2 separate regions of the Homo sapiens genome follow, and region 1 is linked to region 2. Evidence: chromatin contacts called from ENCODE Hi-C or POLR2A ChIA-PET data. All regions are on one chromosome and are shown on one strand. The core of a region is the stretch at or near the end of the contact, and the rest is flanking DNA. Distances in the headings are between cores, read along the strand shown.

What was found. Hi-C counts contacts between places; a loop is a spot of excess contacts on that map. ChIA-PET counts read pairs that join two places held with the same protein, here RNA polymerase II (POLR2A). Pooled maps may share reads with other maps.
Region 1: a loop to region 2 is called in a map of adrenal gland, with 6 times the contacts of the local background. The contact joins the enhancer-like site here to the promoter of LINC02134 in region 2. A Hi-C loop is called at or near these places in 3 of 168 maps with a recorded cell type or tissue (MCF 10A, adrenal gland and posterior vena cava), 1 of 37 single-sample maps with no recorded cell type and 1 of 50 pooled maps. POLR2A ChIA-PET finds 5 or more read pairs at or near these places in 3 of 52 experiments (OCI-LY7, PC-3 and Panc1).

What each region holds. Positions count from the first base shown.
Region 1 is chr16:48,010,608-48,015,149 of GRCh38, reverse strand. No RefSeq gene overlaps it. Among named protein-coding and RNA genes, the nearest start is that of LINC02134, 47 kb to the right of the region's middle. RefSeq lists an enhancer at 1,465-1,966. Within about 2 kb of position 1,554, at least 2 of the 41 ENCODE cell types and tissues checked have a DNase peak (open chromatin) inside an H3K27ac peak, as active enhancers do; they include PC-3, where a contact is called at or near this core.
Region 2 is chr16:47,964,109-47,968,902 of GRCh38, reverse strand. LINC02134 (long intergenic non-protein coding RNA 2134) reads right to left here and starts at 3,214. Exons shown (of 2, transcript NR_146502.1): 1 at 2,893-3,214. It overlaps LOC105371237 (a long non-coding RNA gene), which reads left to right and starts at 3,467. Exons shown (of 4, transcript XR_933513.2): 1 at 3,467-3,623.

The DNA.
Region 1 (4,542 bases), core at 305-2,804, 48 kb before region 2:
TTGTAAGTTTCCTGAGGGCTCCCCAGAAGAAGATGCTGCCGTGCTTCCTGCACAACCTATGGAACTGTATGCCAACTTAGAAAGAAACCTCACTTCTTTGTAAATCACCCAGTCTCAGGTATGTCTTTATAGCCATGTGAGAATGGACTCATACAGTGACACAGCCAGTTAGTGGCAAAGCCAGAATTCCAATCCAGGGAGTCAGGTTCCTGGGCTTATGCTCTTAACTGCAATGCTGTATTAGTCATGTGAGAACAATGTTAGCATAAACATCAGTATGAACACCTGAACCCTTTCAACAATGACAGGTGGCCTTGCTGGTCTTATGGCTTCCGATGCATTCTGGCCTATATGGTCATCTTAACACTTTGAAAATGAACTTTCTGATTCTTCCATCCCAGGCAGAGCTGCCAGAATTACTGGCAAGGGTCAAGTTATTGAGCTCTCTCTTCTCAGACTGGGGAAAGTATTCGGGTATCCCCAACAACCATTCCTCCTCTTCGGAGACAAGATGGCACGGAGCGTGGGCTGCTGCTGTGGAGATGCGTGTTGCTATGACGGCGGCTCATGCCTCCTTCCTACCCTCTCCAAGGTGCTGACACAGGCAGTGGTTTCTATGGTAACAGGGCGAGTGGAGGGTCCATAAAGAAAGGACTCATGTGTTCTGACATGAGGGGAATTGAAATGAATCCTGGGCATTTGGAGGGCTACCCTGACATATGTCAAAGAGAAATGGTCTCATTACTGCAGGAATAGTCCCAGCAAGTAGACTGTTTGAGACAACAGAGTTTCTTAACTTATTCTCCCCCAAAAGTTTGCCTTTTGTCTTTTTTTTTTTTTGAAACAGGGCCTTGCTCTGTCACCCAAGTTGGAGTGCATTGGCGTGATCTTGGCTCACTGCAGCCTCGACCTCCTAGGCTCAGGTGATCCTTTCGCCTCAGCCTCCCAAGTAGCTGGGACTACAGGAGTACACCACCATGCCCAGCTAGTTATTTTCATATTTTTAGTAGAGATGGGGTTTCACCATGTTGCCCAAGCTGGTCTTGAATTCCTGGGCTCAAGCAATCTACTTGCCTTGGCCTCCCAAAGTGCTGGGATTACAGGCATGACCCACCACGCCCAGCCTGTCTTTTTTTTTTTTTTTATAAGGACAATTTAAGATTTCAAAAATTAAGATAAAGAGGCGGAAAACCATAGTGAGACTGAATTCTCAGGGGTGCGTAAGTCAATTACTATGCAGCCAATAGACCCACAAATAACTTTTGAATATGGCTCCAGGCATCTCAGAGAAGTTTCAAAGAATAAAGGTACTTATGTTCTGTCCTCTTTGAAGCTGCTCAATGCCCAGCCTCGGAAAACTCTTCCCGTTGACTGACAGCCTCTGCCCTGCAGGCTGTGGTGCCCCTTCAGAGCCCACGCCTTTCCTGCTGCCAGAAAGGCAGGGCAGATCCCCCCCCCCACCTCCCTGGGGCCATGGCTGGCTGCACCCTGGGATCCTGGCCCACATATCAACGCTTACTCACTTTGCCCTTTGCATGCTTTAAAAGTAACAGGAGGTGTGGGAGGAAAGCCAAGTTTGTGTCAACCCAGCATTCTAAGTGCAGGCTCAGCGGGGGAGACCATTTGGCGGTGGCAACTGTTTTGCATCTCCTCCTGGGTCGGCATGCAGGATAAGACATGGCACCAGCTAGCTAATGCTTATTTGAGTGCTTACTATGTGCTAGACACATTTCTAAGCAATTGACATCAATGGGCTCATTTAGTTTCCCAGACAACCTGATGAGATAGTGCTGTCCCCATTTTACAGATGAGGAAACAGAGAGTTTGAGTAACTTACTCAAAGCCTTACATTTAGGAAATAGAAGAGCTAGGATTCAAACCACACATCAAGGCCCTGGATTTGGGCAGTGGCCACGGGAAGAAATCAAACTAGTATACTCAAAGAAACCTGGGCAGAGAGTGAGCTTGCCACCGGAAGAGGTGGAAACTGTATTAAGACGCTTTCAGTGACAGAAATCCAGCTCAGGCATTCTTGAGGAACAACAGGAATGTGGGGATCCATAATTCGGAGATGCCCAAGGATATGTCCAGCCTCAAGCGCTGCTGAATCCAGGCCCTCAACCCCGCCCCCTGCCCCCCAAGCTAAGCCCAGCCTAGGTTCCTCCTATTGTTGCATTCTCACACTCTCCCCACGCAGTAGGAGCTTCAGAATGACATCCTACTTAGCTTAGCCACAGGAGAAAAAGAGGACCTATCTTCCATCATTCTAGCCAAGTCTTGGAGTTGATGATGTTGGCATGATTGGTCCAGTTTGGGTCCCATGTCAACTCCCAAGCCAACCACTTAGTTGATCCTGTATCTCATGGGCAAAACCTGGGTAATGTGCCCAGCTTTGGAGTAATGGTGGAAGGAAGCAAAGCATTGGTAAGCGGGGCTCCCAGATGGAAATCTGCTGTGAGCAGAGGAGGAAGAAATGGATCCTGGGTAGGCAAAATAAAGCAGCTCTCCTTAACCCTTGCTCTCCAGAATATACAGAGAAATGGTGAAGACCAGACAGTCATTAGCCAAATCCTGCACCTATCCCTTCTGCCCACTCAGAGGCCCGAGCCGTACAAGTCATAGAGATGAGCCAATCTCTCCTCTCTCCAAGGAGGGAGCAGCCAGCCAGTGGGAGCCCTGCATAGCTGGTCTCTGGCACGCACTTCCCCACCTTTGCACTTCACAGGACACCCTCCTCTTTTGATGCCTGCTCTCTTCCCCACCTCCACTGGCACTGCCTCATTACTTTTGCTTTCTGTGTCTCTCATCCACCTCTTTTCACATGCACCTCACTCAGGCTCTTTCATCAGAGATGCTTAAAATCTTTCATCTTTCTTTTTCTGCCCATCCTTCTCCTGGCGTTTTCCCACCGTCATTAAAAATCAAAGTCCTGATTTCTCGATTGCCTTCTGAGGGTTTTTTGTGGCCCCAGTCCAGGTACATAGGAGCCCAGTAGCTTTTCTTGATGGGTCTCTGAGCATTTTCAGGCATGTGCTTTAGGGAACTGAGATTCAGGGAGATTAAGCATGTCTCTTTTGTGGTTTTATTGCTGAGGAAGCACAGCAGCTGCGTGATCTGTAATACCAAGTTTGTCTCTCTCCGCTCATCCAACCAACACTTCCTCCAGGCTCGGGACAAGCCATCCCTCAGTGTGAATTTACTTCATCCCTCATTGATCCTTTGTTTCTTTGAACTTCCAGACAATTTTATAGTTACTTTGGCTCCTGGGACCTGTCTCCTGCTGTGGCTCCTAGGGTCCTAAAGTAATGGAAATTAAGGTACATTTATTTGGTTGGCAGAATCTTTGGAGATCTTATTGTCTACCGTTCCTCCACTGCAGGGTGATTAGAGTGTTCAGAAATAAAGCCGGCTCTGAAAGGCCACATGATAGGAGGGACTACTGGAGATTGAACATTCGTGCCTCACTCCTAAATTCATATGTTGGTGCAGAAACCCCAGGGTAATGGTGTTTGGAGGCAGGGCCTTTGGGAGGTTATTAGGTAATGATAAGTCCATGAGGGTGGTGCCCTCATGATGACATAAGTTTATCTTATAAGAAAAGAAGACACAAGAGCTCTCCCTTCACAAGTACACAGCAAGAAGGCTGCCATCTACAAGCCAGGAAGCAGGCCCTTGCCAAGCATGGGATGTGTCAGAACCTTGATCTTGGACTTCCCAGCCTCCAGAACTATAAGAAATAAATTCCTGTCCTTCCAGCCACTCTGTCTATTCTATTCTATTTTGTTATGGAAGCTTGGTATGGTTTGGCTCTGTGTCCTCACCCAAACATCATGTTGAATTTTAATCCCCACCTGTTGGAGAAGTGGCCTGATGGGAGGTGATTGAGTTATGGAGGAGGATTTCCCCCTTGCTGTTCTCCTGATAGAGTTCTCATGAGAACTGGTTGTTGGATAAGTGTACAGTGCATCCCCCTTCTCTCTCTCCCTCTCTCCTACCAGCATGTAAGACATGCCTTGCTTCTCCTTTGCCTTCTGCCATGATTGGAAGTTTCCTGAGACCTCCCCAGCCATGCAGAACTGTGAGTCAATTAAATCTCTTTTACTTATAAGTTACCCAGTTGCAGGTAGTTCTTTATAGCAAAGTGAAAACGAACGAATACAAAGCCCCAACAGACTAAGACACATACATTATCAGCAAGAGCCAATTTTCTTCCTTTGTGCAGAGAGCTCAGGCTGTGACCAAACTTCCAAATCTGAAATTCTTGATTTCATGTACCAGCTAAGGGAGAAGCAAATTCTTCACCTTTCGCATATGAGCTAGTCATTAGCACTGCTCACTAAAATTTTCCATTCTCCTGGTACGATGTAGGATTGTACTTCACTCCCCCCTTGCAGTTAGGGGTACACAGGTAGCACTCGTCAGCCAAGGGAATGTCTATGATCTCTTCTAGATGGAAGTTGTAAGAGCTGACACCAGCTGATGTGTGTGGCTGATCATGTTTTCTCTTTCTTTTATTAACTCTGCCACAAGATCCAGCTGCTC
Region 2 (4,794 bases), core at 1,965-4,464:
ATGAGTGGAATCAGTGAGACTAGTTAGGAGGCTGTTTCAGTTTCCTAGATGGAAGCTTCCATTTTACAGACTCCAGAAGGTCTGAGATCAGGCCCATAGCCCACCATTATAGTGGCACCATTCCATGTAAAATAATGGGATCAGTACATTTTTATTTAATAAGATCATGAATTTTCAAGTAGAAAGAGTGGCTAGATATATTGAAACTCAAGACATAGGCTCATAATGGTTATTGAACTGCCAACTCTATAGCAACTGCATGTTTACAAATCACCTTCACATTCATTATCTGTTTTTCTCCAACTATACGACATTCATTCATCATGCAGGAGGGAAAGTGTCTACTCCAAGTTCACACAGCAAGGTGAGGATTGAGCTGCAGCTGGAACGCTCCAAGTTGGTGTACTCTTTCCAGGATATTTTGATGCCTTTCAAGCACCAAACATAAATGATTACCTTTAGTACTACCTCACCTCACCTCCCAAACCACTCTGCTTCAGCTCTATCATATTTTGGCAATTATCTTTCAAACTCTGTTGTCTGTATAGTTTGTTACACATGCACACACACATACAGAAATACACACATATATACATATATATGTATATATATATATTTAGCATACCTATTCTCTATAAAATTTTCTAATTCTATATGCCCAGCCTCAACAATTTCATTTGTTCATTGAGGGTGATATTTAAGCTTTTTCTCTTTCTTTTTGCAACCCATAGTGTTGCAAACATAGTGGGCATGTTGAGGTACTGCCACCTATCACCCCAGGGAATCTCCAAAATTGATTCAGTTACTCTAGTGACTAGGTGGGTTCTCCTTTTCCTAATTGCTCCAGGCTGCATGCTCTGTTACAGAAAAAGGCTTTCTTATACATGAGGGGATTGTTATTCAACAAAACTATTCAAAACAAACTTACCCTCCTGCTAGAACTTTCTAAAATATAACCCCTACACCAGACACAGTATAGTTCATGAGCAAATCATCCTCTGCATTCTGGGGCAGCAGTTTCCAATTCGCCAGATGCTAAGACATCTGATTTCTTTTTACAAAGGCCCTAGGTTCCTTCCCTACTCTTTTTAATTATAATCCTGGATCCACCATCTCACCCAAGTCCACCATCAAGAATATAAGAAATCTATTCCTGAGCAAGGGAGTAACTAAGATCAGGGTTTATCCTAGGTCTAGAAGCAGAGCCATAGAAATCAAGATGTAGGATGCTGAGTAGGTAGATGCAAGGATGAAGCAAGGTAAAAAACTGGAAACATCAGGGCCTCAATGACCAAATCCAGGTAGGAGCTTAAGAGAGCAGTAGCAGGAAGTGTTAGGAAATCCTGTATTCCAAAGTTCACAAACTGAAACAGGAAAAAATGCACAGAAGGCCAGTCGCTAGGAGAGATGAATCTTTTTGAGGACCTTAAACATCTAGTGGATTTGTTTTTCTAAGAATAAAAACGTTAATATCTATTAAGCATTACATTCCAGGTACCACTATAATCTATTTCATGCATTGTCTCATTTAATCTGCACAAAAATATGACTTTCCTTTTCTTCCATTTTGCAGAAGAGGAAGCTGAGACTTAAGAGAATGAAATGACTTACCCCAGGTTACACAGCTACTGGGAAAGAGAAGAAACAGAGACAGAGAGAAGTTGGGCTGGATTTGAATCTAGACAGTCTCACGTGCAAGCTATCATTTAGCCAACAATTGATATTACTGTCAGGTGTTCTGTGGCATTCACCTCCCTCCAAGATTTCCTGACAACATACATCTGTATTATAAACATTTTAAACCAATATATATTGATTTGGCATTGACAATTGCACATGTTTATTCTCGGAGATGACTAGAACGAGCTCAGGATTGAGAACCACTGCTTTGGGCTTGAAAAGACCCTGCAGATAAAGACATCAAGATGCTTTACCCTCGAGACCCCTTTGGAGGAGTCACTGTCTCCGTCGTAACTCTGCACAGTCCCTCCAGCAGCTGTTGGATGACTTCCATGCCCTGGAGTGTTAAAGGAGGAGAATGGGGGAAGAATTAGAAGATACAGAAGGACAAGTCGAAGCATCGTAATTCTGATTTTAAAAAATCAGGACACCATAGAAATTCTATTTCTGAAGATTTATACTCCACTTAATGCCATGAGGACTTTAGGTGGCTAAAAAAAATCTTGTAAACTAAACAGGGTTATTGGATTGTGAAATTGAGAGCCATAAAATTTAAAACAATTTCATATGAAACTTCAACTTTTTTTTGAATTTCAAAGTAAAAGAGGCAGTATCAAGAAAATTTGAATTTCAAACGAAGAGGAGAGGAGCCAAATTTCTACTTTGCTGACAACTGAAAACCCATCATCAGTCCAGGGTGACTCAGGTTAAACACCTGCTCTGGGGCTGATGCCTGAACTTGCCCCTGATTCTTGCTGTATCAGGTTTGAGACTAAATCAGGCAACTCCTGTCTCCTAGATTCCTCTCAGTGTCTGCAGGAGCCCTCTTTCTTTTTTTCCTATGGAAAGGCCGTTGTAATGTCTCGCCCACTTTCGCCTCTTTGTGAACATGGCACCAGAACTTTGCACTTCACACGGTCTATAAGATGTCATCTTCTAATTTTTCCCCTTTTGTGTTAAATGTCTTTTTCCAGTTGAAAAGTAAGCTCTTTTAGTGTAAGGGCACTCTCTGATGCCACCCTTGCTTGTTCCATTCTCAAGTGAGCAGTAGCTTAGTGCAGTGACTATGATTTGAGTTTGAATTCTGAACCTCTGTGACATTGAACAGATTCCTTATCCATTTCTTCTGTAAAATAGGATTAAATAGGCAAAAAGTACTTAACCCAGTATCCAGCATATATTCATTCCTCAATAAACCTTACTTAGCATTACCTTTTATTGACTGGAAGAAATGGCTTTAGGACTTCATACACAGCTGAGGCACTCTAATGGATGATTTCCTCATTTTTGCCTCTCCAAGTTCCGAGTCCTCCCTTTTCAAGATTAGAAGCTGAACGCTTCTTCTATCCCCTCCCACCCCCATCACTACAGCTCCTCTCCATCTGATTCAAGTATCTATTACCATCTCATTGAGATGCCACTTAGACAAGGCCTTCAAATGTGGAGCTGCAGAAGGGGCTGGGTGTAGTCTGGGGTAAAGGACTGCCCATTAACATTCAATCCATAATAGAGACCATTATCTTGGCAGCAAAATACCCCAGCAGTAGTGATGTGAGGAAAGGGGGGTGGGTTACCAAAGCAACAGGGAGACTGGAGCTGCACTGTTTCTATGGCAACAGAGAGCAAGCACGAGCATTCTTCTAGTTGGAATGATGATTATTTAGGCTCTCACCAACAGTATCAGTGACTCATCAGGTGGATTGTGTTGCAAAGTGTGGATTAGTAAAGGGTTTCTCTTCAAATCCTGGCAAGAACGAAGCCCACAATAGAGATCCTGACTCTTCAAGCTGGAGCCTGGACTCCTTTATTAGGAATGAAGGGTCTCTCCTTGGCTACTGGCCAATTAATTACCTCCTTAATATCAGCAATTCTTATTTATGATCTGCAATCTCCACGAGTAGCCTGCTTGGACAAAACCCATTTATGGAAATCCAATTCATAAGGTACATAAATTAAGTAGTAGAGAAGTGCTTACGCAATTTTCTCTTTTCCCTCAATTTTAATTTTATCAAAGAAACACACTTGCATCATTAAAAAGTCAATTAGTGCTTAAAAGCTTATAACAAGAAACATCAATCCCCACACATATAACACCCCTCCCTCTCCCTGGTTCCTAGAGGCAACCACTTTCAGGAACTTTCATTTTATATCTTCTATTTACCTCCATATTTTCAAATATCTCCACATTGCCTAAAATTTCCTATTAAAGTGGGTAGATAAAGCTCTTCACAACTTGCCTCTCTTAAACTCAACCTCCTAATATGATTATGCACCATTTAGTCATGCACCACTAAATGACAGGGATACTTTCTGAGAAATGAGTTGTTAGGTGATTTTGTCCCTGTGCAAACATCACAGAGGGCACTTACATAAACCCAAATAGTAGAACCTACCACACACCTAGGCTGTATGGTGTGGCCTATGGCTCTGAGGCTACAAACATGTATAGTATGTGACTATACTGAATACTGTGTATAGGCAATTGTAACACAATGGTGTTTGTGTATCTAAACATAACTAACCATAGAAAAGCTACAGTAAAAATATTGTATAAAAGATTAAAAATGGTACAGCTTGGTAGAGTATGTAGTATGAATGGAGCTTACAGGACTGGAAGTTGCTCTGGATGAGTCCGGGAGCTAGTAGTGAGTGAATGGGAAGGTCTAGAACATTACTGTACAATACTGTAGACTTCATAAACACTGTACACTTGGGCTACACTAAATTTATAAAAACTATTTCTCTTTCTTCAACAACAAATTAACCTTGACTTGACTATAACTTTTATACTTTATAAACGTTTAAACCATTTAAAACTTTTTGAGTCTTGCAATAACACTTAGCTCAAGACATAAACACATCATACAGCTGTACAAAAAATTTTTTTCTTTATATCCTTATTCTATAACGTTTTTCCTATTTAAATATTTTTTAACTTTTTGTTAAAAACTAAGACACAGACACACATGCTAGCCTAGGCCTTCACAGGGTCAGAATCATCAAGACGTCACTAGGCTATAGGAATTTTTCAGCTCCAATATAACCTTACGGGACCACTGTCATGTATGCATGTGGCCCATTGTTGAGCAAGATGTCATTATGTGACACATGACT